Regions from separate parts of the Mus musculus genome. Here region 2 is linked to region 1. A link is a loop called in an ENCODE intact Hi-C map of the cell type or tissue named here. Cell type or tissue: left cerebral cortex. All regions are shown on one strand. Each heading gives the region's core, and the rest is flanking DNA. Links, peaks and the distances in the headings are about the cores only.

Region 1 (5,689 bases), core at 164-5,163:
TTATATCTCAGTTTATGTTTTGCCTGCATGTCTATGCAGATGGAGGCATCAGATCCCCTGGATCTGGGGGAACAGTCAGTTGAGAGCTGCCATCTATGTGCTAGGAAGGGAGTCTGGGATCTCTGGAAGAGCAGCTAGTGCTCTTAACAGCTGAGCTATCTCTCCAGTCCTAACTATATCTTTTTTTTTTTGGTTTTTCGAGACAGGGTTTCTCTGTATAGCCCTGGCTGTCCTGGAACTCACTTGCAGCTAGCCTTGAACTCAGAAATCTACCTGCCTCTGCCTCCTGAGTGCTGGGATTAAAGGCGTGCGCCACCACACCTGGCCAGTCCTAACTATATCTTTAAAAGCACAGCAAAACTAACAAAAAATGAGAGAGAGAGAGAGAGACAGAGAGAGACAGAGAGAGACAGAGACAGACAGAGAGACAGAGACACATGACTGGGCAATGGTGGCATACGCCATTAACCCCAACACTGAGGAGGCAGAGGCAGGTGGATCTTTTGAGTTCAAGGCCAGCCTGGTCTACAGAATGAGTTCCAGGACAGCCAGGGATACACAGAAAAGCCTTGTCTTGGGAGAAAAAAATGAAAAACAGAAAAAAAAAAAAAAAGCTCACTACAAGCCCAGAGAGTGGTGCAACCTTTTAGCTGATGGTAATAGGCCAGATTCCTTAAGACAGGAACCAGAACTGGGCTTATGTAATGGTGCATGCTTATAATTCCATCATTTGGAAAGCTGAGGCAGGAGAATCTCAAATTTTAGCCTGAGTTATGTCAAGAGGCTATCTCAAAAAAAAAAAAAAAAAAAAAAAAAAGAAAGAAAGAAAAAGAAAGAAAAAGAAAGAAAAAGAAAAGAAGGATAGAGTGCCTTTATGCTTTCTTCACTGAGCCATGGCGCTCCATCCCTCTGTCCCCCCGCACAGGACATGATGAGCTACATTGGGCCTGAGAGGACGGCAGTTGTCCGGGGGCTGATCCACAGGGAAGCCTTCAACATCATCGGCCGTCGCATAGTCCAGGTCGCCCAGGCCATGTCCTTGACGGAGGATGTGCTTGCTGCTGCCTTGGCCGACCACCTGCCCGAGGACAAGTGGAGCTCTGACAAGAGGCGGCCGCTCAAGTCCAGCTTAGGTAGGGCTTGGGCTTTGTTTTAGGAAGGGAGAAGACGTGAGTCCGGCGGAAGATTTACTTATTTATGTGTATGAGTGTGTTGTCTGCGTGCATGCATGTGTACGGCATGCATGCTTGGAGGTCAGAAGAGGGCGTCAGATCCCCAGGGACTGGAGTGAAGATGGTTGTGAGTCACCATGTGGGTGCTGGGAATTGAACCTGGATCTTCTGCAAGAACAAATACTTTAAAGCTCTAAACCATCTCTCCTCCCTCTGTTTTTTCTTTCTTTTTTTTTTTTGGTATTTCAAGACAGGGTTTCTCTGTGTAGCCCTGGCTGTACTGGAACTCACTTTGTAGCCCAGGCTGGACTCGAACTCAGAAATCTGCCTGACTCTGCCTCCCAAGTGCTGGGATTAAAGGCATGCGCCACCATGCCTGGCCTTTTTCTTTTTTTTTTTTTTTGAGACAGGGTTTCCCTGTGTAGCTCTGGCTGTCCTGGAACTTGCTCTATAGATCAGGCTAACCTTGAATTTAAGAGATTTGCCAATGTCTGCCTCTGGGGTGCTGGGATTAAAGGCATGCACTACCACCACCAGCTGTTTTTTGTTGTTTGTTTGTTTGTTTTCTGAGGCAGCACTAGCTGCCCTAGAACTATGTAGATTATGCTGGCCTTAAACTCACAGACCCTCCTGCCTGTTTCTGGAGTGCAATGATTAAAAGCAGGAGTTACTCTGTTTGGCTTCTCCATTTTTTTTCTTTTTTTTTTCTTTTTTTCTTTTTTTAAGGCAGTGTTTCTCTGTGTAGCCCTGGCTATATCAGACCTCACTTCATAGACCAGGCTGACCTCTAACTCAGATCTGCCTGCCTCTGCTTCCCTCATGCTGGGATCAGAGGTGTGTGCCAGCACTGCCTGGCTCCAGTTTTTCCTTAAGGTACTCAGCAGTGTTCCTTATCTCACTCCTGTCCTCTCTTTGGTCCCTCAGTGGCATCCCTATCCCATCCAGATGACGTGGGATGTAGGCTGCCTCTTTCCTTGATGTACTTCTGAATTCCACGACTCCTCTTTTCTGTAGGCTATGAAATCACTTTCAGTTTACTCAACCCAGACCCCAAGTCCCACGATGTCCACTGGGACATTGAGGGAGCTGTCCAGCGCTTTGTGCAGCCTTTCCTGAATCGCCTCAGTGTTGCGGGCAATTTCTCTGTGGACTCTCAGGTAAGACCAGGAATGAGTTATGGAGCCTTTTCTTTTTCTTTCTTTCTTTCTTTCTTTTTTTTTTTTTTTTTTTTTTTTTTTGGTTTTTCGAGACAGGGTTTCTCTGTGTAGCCTAGATGTCCTGGAACTCACTTTGTAGACCAGGTTGGCCTCAAACTCAGAAATCCGCCTGCCTCTGCCTCCTGAGTGCTGGGATTAAAGGCGTGCACCACCAATGCCCAGCACGGAGCCTTTTTAAAGTCTATACATGTTTAGTGTTTATATGGGCATCTGCTCTCCTTCTCTCAGAGCGTGATGATTTGCTTGTGTAGCTGTGTGTAGGGCAGTGTCGTGTGAGCAGGTACGGGGATGTAGCTTGTAGGAAGCACTGTGTGCACCTGTTTATGTCCGTCAGTCCACTGCTCCCTTGAGGGCATGTTCCGGTGTCCTTTCCTTGGTGTCCAGCTCAGGGAGTGTCACCAGAGTGGCTTGGCAGAGCTACTTCCCAAGTACTAACTCAGGAGTTGTACCTACATGTTAAAGCCATCAGCCACCCTTAAGGAAGTTATTTTTAAAAAGCTTTCTGAAATATGTGAACACTGTAACGATAGAGCCATAAAGCGCCCTGCTTGCTTTCAGTGTCACATCCTGTCCCTGTAGGGAAAGCGTGGGGGACTTGATCAGACCCTGCAGGTGGCAAGGAACCAATGGTCTGAAAAGCAGACTCAATTGGGTCTTGTGGACCCAGTCTTTGTTTGTTCCCCTCTTTGACTTTCTGGGAACCTGGTAAAATAATGTGGTTTTCTAAGTATGTATTTAATACATTAGTTTTACCTTGATTCTGTTATTTCCTTTCATACATGCACTTTGCTTGAGCCTTGTCTTTGTCCTGAGTGTATCTTCACACAGTCCCTGCACTCTTAGAGACAGTAGCCTCTAAGTCCGTGTATGGGATGGCCTGTCCCCCTTCTCTCCACAGATCCTATACTATGCCATGCTCGGCGTGAACCCCCGCTTTGACCCAGCCTCATCCAGCTACTCCTTGGCTATGCACAGCCTGCCCCACGTCATCAACCCAGTGGAGTCCCGACTCGGTGAGCTCCTGAGAGGCCTCTGTCAGGCCAGCGTGGGGTTGGGGACGGCTGGGTGCTTTGATGGTTTCGGGTTTGGATGGGACTGGGAAGGTTTAGTGTCTCTGTCTCTCACTCTGTCTCTCTCTCTGTCTCTCTCTGTCTCTCCCTGTCTCTCTCTCTCTCTCTCTCCCTTTCTCTCCCTCCCTTCCCTCTCCCTTCTCCCCCTCCCCTGCTCCTCCCCCTCCCTCTCCCTCTCTTACCTTTCCTTTGGTTGTTTGAGGCAAACTCTCATATACCTCAGAAAGGTAGAAACTTTATTTTGTTCCGGTTTTTGAGACAGGATCTCATGTATCCTAGGCTGGCTTTAAGCTTCCTGTGTAGCCAAGGCTGGCCTTGAACTCCTGACCCTCCTGTGCTGCCTCCCAGTGCTGAGATTATAGGCATGTGCCGCTATACCTAATTTAAAAAAAAAACACAACCCTAATTTTTCTTCCCTGGTACTAGGGATCAGACTCAGGGTCTTGTGCATAGCAGGCAAGTGTCACTGGGCTACTGCTGCAGCTGCGGCCTTTGAAAGCAGAAATGAGTTTTCTCTTCTTAGAATTTCTTTTTTTTTTTTAAGATTTATTTATTTATTTATTTATTTATTTATTTATTGTATGAGTGCACTGTATCTATCTTCAGACACACCAGAAGAGGGCATCAGATCTCATTACAGATGGTTGTGAGCCACCATGTGGTTGCTGGGAATTGAACTCAGGACCTCTGGAAGAGCAGTGAGTGCTTTTAACCACTGAGCCATCTCTCCAGCCAGTTTTCTTTTTTTCTTTTTAAATTATGTGTTTATTTTTATTCCATGTGTGCTGATGTTTGCCTGCATGTATGTCTGTGCGAGGGTATAGGATGCCCTGGGACTGGAGTACAGACAGTTGTGAGCTACTATGTAGGTGCTGGGAATTGAACCTGGGTTTTCTGGAAGAGCAGCCCTGTGCTCTTAACTGCTGAGACATCTTTCCAACTCCTTGATTTTTCTTTTAACACTTATTTATTCATTTATTTTCTTTATCCATTCATTTATTCATCTAGTGGGTATTGTGGGGCCTGCTGTGCTATGCACGTGGCCGTCAGTGTAGCACCTGGGAGAGTCTGTTGTCTTCTCTCTCCGTTATGTAGATCATGGGGATCACATGCAGGTAGGTCATCGGGCTTGGTGGCAGCACCTTTACCCACTGAGCCATCTCAGCAGCCCAAAGGGCAGAACTTGAATGGACAGTTATGCTCCTTGACCTGGGTGAACCTAGAAGCAAGGATTATAATCCTTCATCTGGAGGGAAGGAGCCTAGCGGGAGTGTGGCCAAGAGCTGAACTGGGTTCTCCTGGCCGGTGAGAGGCTGCGCCTGGATTGCGATGCTGAGCCTGGAATCCCCCATCTGGTGTTCTGACTCCCTCTTTGTCCGCAGGGTCCAGCGCTGCCTCCCTGTACCCTGTACTCCACTTTCTGCTCTATGTGCCTGAGCTTGCCCACTCCCCGCTGTACATTCAGGACAAGGACGGAGCTCCAGTGGCCACCAATGCCTTCCACAGTCCCCGCTGGGGTGGCATTATGGTAATAGTCACCCTATGCAGGCCTCAGAATCCATATTTATTGCAAGAAAACTCCTGTTAAGATTATCGGGGTGGGGGTAGGGGTGGCATCTGTTCCCCTGTGGGGAGGAGCATATACCAGGGAGGTGACAGGGCTGTGCTGTCCTCCTTTGCCAGCTCAGCTGTCAATTTTGTTAATGCTTTTTGTACTCTGACCCTTTGGACTTACCGGCTTGCACTATAGCTTTTAGCTTCCCTGGAGTACTTCATGCTTTTACACTCTGGGCCATGGCTAGGAATCCTAAAACAGGATGACCGTTTGGGATTTCATCAGACGTTTGAGGGAGCAGTTAGAATGGTGTACTTAAAGCTTCTTTAGTACTTACGTACCTAGGTACTCAAAAGGAAAAAAAGCAGTTTCCTATGCCCCTGGGATTAATACCAGAAGCCGAACCTGCCTCTTCTGCCATGGCCTCTGGGTCCTAAGCAGAGATGGGCATGGTTCTGTGTGGTATTGAGGTAACCTCATTCCCCATTTTCAGGTATACAATGTTGATCCGAAGATCTATAATGCTTCTGAGCTGCCAGTGAGGGTTGAGGTGGACATGGTGCGGGTGATGGAGGTATTCCTGGCTCAGCTGAGGTAAACTCCTGCATGATCCCCTTGGGGCTGTGGCTACAGACAGTGCGGCCATAGTCTTTGAGTATAGACCAGTGGCAGGGC
Region 2 (5,689 bases), core at 190-5,189, 46 kb before region 1:
TACCAGTTGTAAAGCCTCGGCAGCTGATAGCAACAGATGATGCAGTACCACTGGGCTCCGGGAAGGGCGTGGCACAGGGCTTGACCAGGAGTTCTGGAGTCAGAAGATCATTTCGCAAATTACCTGAGGTATGGCATATGAAAATCAGAGAACCTAAATGTGGTGGTCCACTATAATTTCAACACTTGAGGACAGGAGCTGGAAGATAAGTCCAAGGGCAGCTTGGACTGTATGAGATCCTATCTCAAAAAAGGCAAAAGAAGCCTAGCATGGGGGCACACACCTTTAATCTCAGCACTTGGGAAGCAGAGGCAGGCCAGGAATGATATACAAAGAAACCCTGTTGCTACCAAAACAAAACAACAAAAAGCAAAAGAAACAAAAAGGTAGGGGCTGGTGAGATGGCTCAGTGGGTAAGAGCACCCGACTGCTCTTCCGAAGGTCCAGAGTTCAAATCCCAGCAACCACATGGTGGCTCACAACCATCCGTAGCGAGATCTGACTCCCTCTTCTGGAGTGTCTGAAGACAGCTACAATGTACTTCCATATAATAAATAAATAAATCTTAAAAAAAAAAACAAAAAAAGAAACAAAAAGGTAAAAACATTTTAGTATGTTTAGATTTTTTAAATGGGTATTAATAGTTTCTGTGGACCTGGGTGGGTGTTGTTCCTTTGGTCTTAAGTCTTCTCCAGGACTGAGAGTGGAGTAATTTAGCATCTTGGGTTGCTCTGGTGGTTTTAGGGCTTATGCTCCTTTTCTGTCTTTCCCAGCACCCAGTTGATGATATTGACAAGATGAAAGAGCGAGCTGCCATGAACAACTCCTTCATATATATAAAAATCCCACAAGTTCCACTGTGTGTCAGTTATAAGGTATATTCCATCCCAGCACTTAGAGTAGGAAGGGGACTAAAGATTATAGACAGGGTGACAGTTGGGCTTCCTGTGAAAGTGGGCCATGGGTGACAAACCTGTCCTGCTTTCTGCAGGAGTCAGCCCCATCACCAGAATGGGAGGGAATTCAAATATGTCGGTTGCTGTTGTAGGAATTCTACTCAGAGTTCTGGCTTAGATTCAAAATGGCAGCTCTTTTCCCTCTTTCTCTTCCTGTTGCAGGGTGAGAAGAACAGTGTGGACTGGGGCGACCTTAACTTGGTGCTACCCTGTCTGGAGTACCACAACAACACGTGGACATGGCTGGACTTTGCCATGGCTGTCAAAAGGGACAGCCGAAAAGCTCTGGTTGCCCAGGTATCTCGCCAGGGCTCATGGCTGTTTCGTTAGCAGGGACTGGCAAGCACATTGCCTTTTTAAGAGCCTTCTCTTCTGTGCTGTATTAAGAGATGGCCAGGAAAGGGGCAGATAATGACTGATCTGTCCTTGTTTGTCCATGCCTTTGCCCTGGTATGCTAGTGACTCATTAATTTTGAGGGAATTAAGGGCTTCTACAACATCAGCTTTATGATGGTTCTGATTAGATTGTAAGCTTCTTACAAGCAGACTATTATCTATATACTTTGAAGTGCCCTTTTGTGTTTACATATAAGCTTAATAAATCTTTGAATTGGTTCACTTTAAATTGTACACCCCGTTTCACTAATTTTTCCTTTCCTTTTATTCCTTTCCACTGCCAGGTAATCAAAGAAAAACTAAGGCTGAAACCTGCAACGGGGTCTGAGGTCCGGGGAAAGCTAGAAACAAAGTGTGACCTGAACATGCAACAGCAGGAAGAAGAGAAAGCTCGGCTCCTCATTGGTTTAAGTGTGGGCGACAAGAACCCTGGCAAGAAGTCCATCTTCGGCAGGCGCAAGTGATGTGGAGACCCAAGTGACTACAGTATAGAATTGACTCTGGCTCAGGATCCAGGGACTTGAGGGTGGGCAGAGCTTCCCTTCATCCTGCAGGATTTGTGGGGCATATGGGAACTGAGAGACATTGTTCAACAGCTGGCCTGTCCCTGCAGGGCATGGTGGACAAAGCGCTGGGTTCCCTCTCATGGGATTAGACCCAGGGCCACAGGGGCAAGAAAACCAGAAGACCCAGGGATTGTGTCCAAGCCTAGTATCCTGCTCTTTCGGGGCAACAGAAAGGGTTGGGGGATAGTTTTGATCAAGTATGATAAATTTTTATAAAGATATATATATATAAAACATATATATATATTTCTAAATGTAATTGCTCTCCCTTTGTGCCAATAAGCTAAGGGAAGGAGTCTGATCCTCTGTGCCTCACTCCACTGCCTTGTTGTCTAAGAGGTGTTGGGTTTGGGGGATAAACTTCCCAGTCTGTGCTCACTTGGGAGGATGGCATTAGGAGCCAGGGCTGGCCATGGGTACCTTACTTTCCTCCCTGGGGTATGCCCAGGAGAATGGAGAAAAAAGAGATTTAAAGAAAAAATATTTTAAATTTGATGTTGGCCTTTTTTAATTGTATTGAGTAAAAGCGTTCAAGTTGTCTGTGTCCTTCCCTCCTCACTAACCCAACACATTTTTTAACTGCCCCAGTAATGACTGGTCTTGTCTTTCTCCTCTGCCTTGAAGTCTTACCACAATCACATATACTTCCCAGTTTGGGTATGATGCTGACCTAAAGCTGATGGGTCTGTGTACACTGGAAGAGGTGGGGCTCATGGGTAATGCAGCATCAGAGGGAGGAATTGCTTATGTAACTTGGACAACAGATTTAGCAGCGCGAAAAGAGGCAGAGGCTGGAAATGGGAGCAGTAAGCTGTCGGCAGGGACAACACACCCGGGTGTCTGCTCCTCAGAAGGTAGGGTATGGGGCTCTGGTATAGGCTCTGGCTGCCTATGGGAGGGAAATGAAAGATGTAGGGGCCTGAGGCTAGAAAGTGCCCAGTTAGGAGACTGTCACTGATATCCATTGTTGGGGTGGGCATAAAGGCTATAGAACTCACTTATGCACAGGTTGTATTCCTGTTTTGTTGTGAAAACATAAACCTGTTATTGTCATGGAGATTTTGAATTAAGTCAAGGAAATTTAGGTCACATCACAAAGCCTGGGAATTTTCCTTCCCTCTAGATAAGTGGTTGTCAGCATGTGTGTTGTGACTCCTTTCACACGGGTTACATTAGATATCCTGCATATCAGGTACTTATACTGCAGTTATGAAGTAACAGTTTTATGGTTGGGGGTCACCACAGCATTGGTTAAGACTAGAGGAAGGGGTGCCTGTTAAGATGGGCAGAACCTGCAGTGCTTCATGAGCAGGCTTAGAATGGCTCCCTTCTCAGCAGGGTGACAACATCCAGGGTCACTGGGTCCAAGGCTGGAAGAGCCTCTGGTGTGGTATGGGGACCATCAGGTCAGGTCTGGAAGAACTATGGGGACTACAGAGGCATCAGTGCCTACATCAGGAGCTGCTCCAGCCAGCCCCACTGCTACTAGAGAAGCCTCAGTCTGAGTGGCCAGTGCCTCAGTTCATCAGCCTCTTTCTACCAGAGTTTCCCGTGAGGCCTGTTAGGGAGCAGCAGGAGCTGAAGGTAGGTCACCATAGCCCCTGGGAAGTGTCTGTTTTAGGGAGGAATCTACAAACAACCAGTCTCAGTTTCCCTCTTCTTTGTTCAGATTTTAGGCCTTGTGGCTAAAGGTTCGTTTGGAACTGTCCTGAAAGTGCTAGATTGTGCCCAGAAAGCTGTATTTGCAGTGAAGGTAGGAAGTCAAGCGATGTAGCTTACTCAGTAGATCCTGTTTACAATCTTTAGTTCCAGAGATTAGGGGGAACAAGTTAAAATAGCATGATTTTCATGAGTTACCATGCCTCTACACTTATAGGTGGTGCCCAAAGTAAAAGTTCTACAGCGGGATACGCTGAGGCAGTGCAAAGAAGAGGTTAGCATCCAGGTATGCAGAGTTCTGAAAGCATGGCTGGAGACCTGAATTTGTTGGAGAAAGTACCTTTTTCCAACTTACCTGGTTTTCTTGGGTCTACCTTCCCTGTATGTGTCCGTCCTGGAGTAGATAGCACCAAAGTAAATCCTGAGAAAAGTAGTTATTAGCTGAGGACAAGCTCCAAGTTCTGCCAGGGGACTCTACAGTGTATCGTGGTGTGCTCCTAAGCAGTGTGCTGGCTCCAAGGTTTTCCAAGAGTCCTAAATGAGTTCTGAATCAGAAGGTGAAGCAGCAGTTCACTTCTACACAAGGCAACATGTGATTTCTTAGCTGCCTTTATCATCAAGAAGCTTGTTTTCCTAACTTGCTGTTTTCTTTGTCCATAGCGACAGATCAACCATCCTTTTGTACACAGTTTGGGGGACAGCTGGCAGGGGAAACAACACCTCTTTATTAGTGAGTGACTGAGCTTTGTCTTCACCCCCAAAGATCCATATACTGCCCTCCCCACCTGACATTATTCTGCCTTTGTTTGGCTCCACTCCTCATAACATTTCTATATTCCAAAAGAGGGAAACAGATGGTGGCATTAGTTTGGGCAGGAGGTCCATAATGCCTTGAGCCTAGGCATTATGTATAGACCTCAGTATTGCCTAGACTTGTGTTACTTTGCAGTGTGTAGCTACTGCAGCATGGATCTCTACTCCCTGTGGTCTACTGTTGGTTGGTTTCCAGAGGATTCTATCCGTCTCTTTGCAGCTGAACTGGTCCTTGTACTGTGTAAGTGCAAATGTGGTAAAGGAAATAAAAAGGGGGAAATTAAGTTAGTGGGGAGGAGAAACAGAATTAATATTTAATTTTGGAAGTCAGGATAGAGGAGAGATAGGGGCTACAAAGAAACTGGCAGACACACCCATGCCCACTGTTCTCCACAGGCTATCTCCACGACTTGGGTATCATCCACCGTGATGTAAAGGTAGAGTTAAGTCTTTTCTCTTAAGTTGAGCAAGGATCTCAAGAAGTTTCCACAGATCTGAGAAGGCAGTAGGAAGCAGAGACGGTTATTTGGGTTCCTATGGATGCGAAGGATTTGGGTGTGGGTCCTCCAAGTATAGGCTTGAGTGCTGAGTAGACTACCTTCTCCAGCTAGCAGCTCTACGGGAAAGAATGCCAGGTGTGGTCATACATGTCTATTCCCCAGCACTGTTGGGAGGCAGGAGGAGTGCCATATGTGAGGCTGGTATATAAAATTCCCAGCTGGCCTGAGCTACACAGTAACACCCTATGTCAAAAATAACAACAATGAAAAACCAAATCAGAGCCAAAGGAAAAAGTAAGATAATGTCCTCTTGCCCATGATTTCAGATGGAGAATATCCTGCTGGATGAACGAGGTATGTCTTTTCCTTCTTTAGCCCCAGGACAAGTGGTACCTCTTAAAAAACAAAACCAAAGTGAAACAAAAAACAAACAAACAAACATGGGTTGAACATAGTTTCCTTACTTCGTAGGCCATCTGAAAGTGACAGACTTTGGTCTGTCTCGCCACCTATCCCAGGGAGCACGAGCCTACACTATCTGCGGCACTCTTCAATACATGGGTGAGAGAGAAGCTAAAGTTGGTAGGGAAGGTGACTTAAGGATGTGAGTGACAGCCCGGTGTGGTGGCGCACGCCTTTAATCCCAGCACTAGGGAGGCAGAAGCAGGCAGATTTCTGAGTTCCAGGCCAGCCTGGTCTACAAAGTGAGTTTCAGGACAGCCAGGGCTATACAGAGAAACCCTGTCTCAAAAAAACAAAAACAAAAAATAAATAAATGAATGAAAAGATGTGAGTGACA

Evidence for each region. Hi-C counts contacts between places; a loop is a spot of excess contacts. Peaks named below come from ENCODE experiments on the same cell type or tissue, not always from the same donor. Only the 100,000 strongest peaks of a DNase experiment are listed, where the experiment ranks them.
Region 2: it touches region 1 in a loop (2.6-fold over the local background); 6 of 42 quality-filtered maps call a loop at or near these places.

Annotation. Positions count from the first base shown.
Region 1 is chr11:78,334,502-78,340,190 of GRCm38, forward strand. It overlaps Pigs (phosphatidylinositol glycan anchor biosynthesis, class S), which reads left to right. Exons shown (of 12, transcript NM_201406.1): 6 at 926-1,133; 7 at 2,187-2,329; 8 at 3,288-3,402; 9 at 4,842-4,987; 10 at 5,508-5,608. Among named protein-coding and RNA genes, the nearest start is that of Unc119, 6.1 kb to the right of the region's middle. In left cerebral cortex, for the core only: no CTCF peak of the experiment used is centred there; no DNase peak of the experiment used is centred there.
Region 2 is chr11:78,288,168-78,293,856 of GRCm38, forward strand. It overlaps 2610507B11Rik (RIKEN cDNA 2610507B11 gene), which reads left to right. Exons shown (of 39, transcript NM_001002004.2): 36 at 1-128; 37 at 774-875; 38 at 1,119-1,253; 39 at 1,637-2,458. The coding sequence ends at 1,816. It overlaps Rskr (ribosomal protein S6 kinase related), which reads left to right and starts at 2,674. Exons shown (of 12, transcript NM_001287206.1): 1 at 2,674-2,772; 2 at 3,257-3,502; 3 at 3,588-3,671; 4 at 3,795-3,863; 5 at 4,238-4,307; 6 at 4,527-4,631; 7 at 4,787-4,827; 8 at 5,217-5,244; 9 at 5,362-5,451. The coding sequence starts at 2,716. It overlaps Gm3948 (predicted gene 3948), which reads right to left. Exons shown (of 4, transcript NR_166889.1): 4 at 4,676-5,006. In left cerebral cortex, for the core only: no CTCF peak of the experiment used is centred there; DNase peaks (open chromatin) are centred at 2,681 and 5,064; H3K4me3 peaks cover 779 bases; H3K27ac peaks cover 1,338 bases.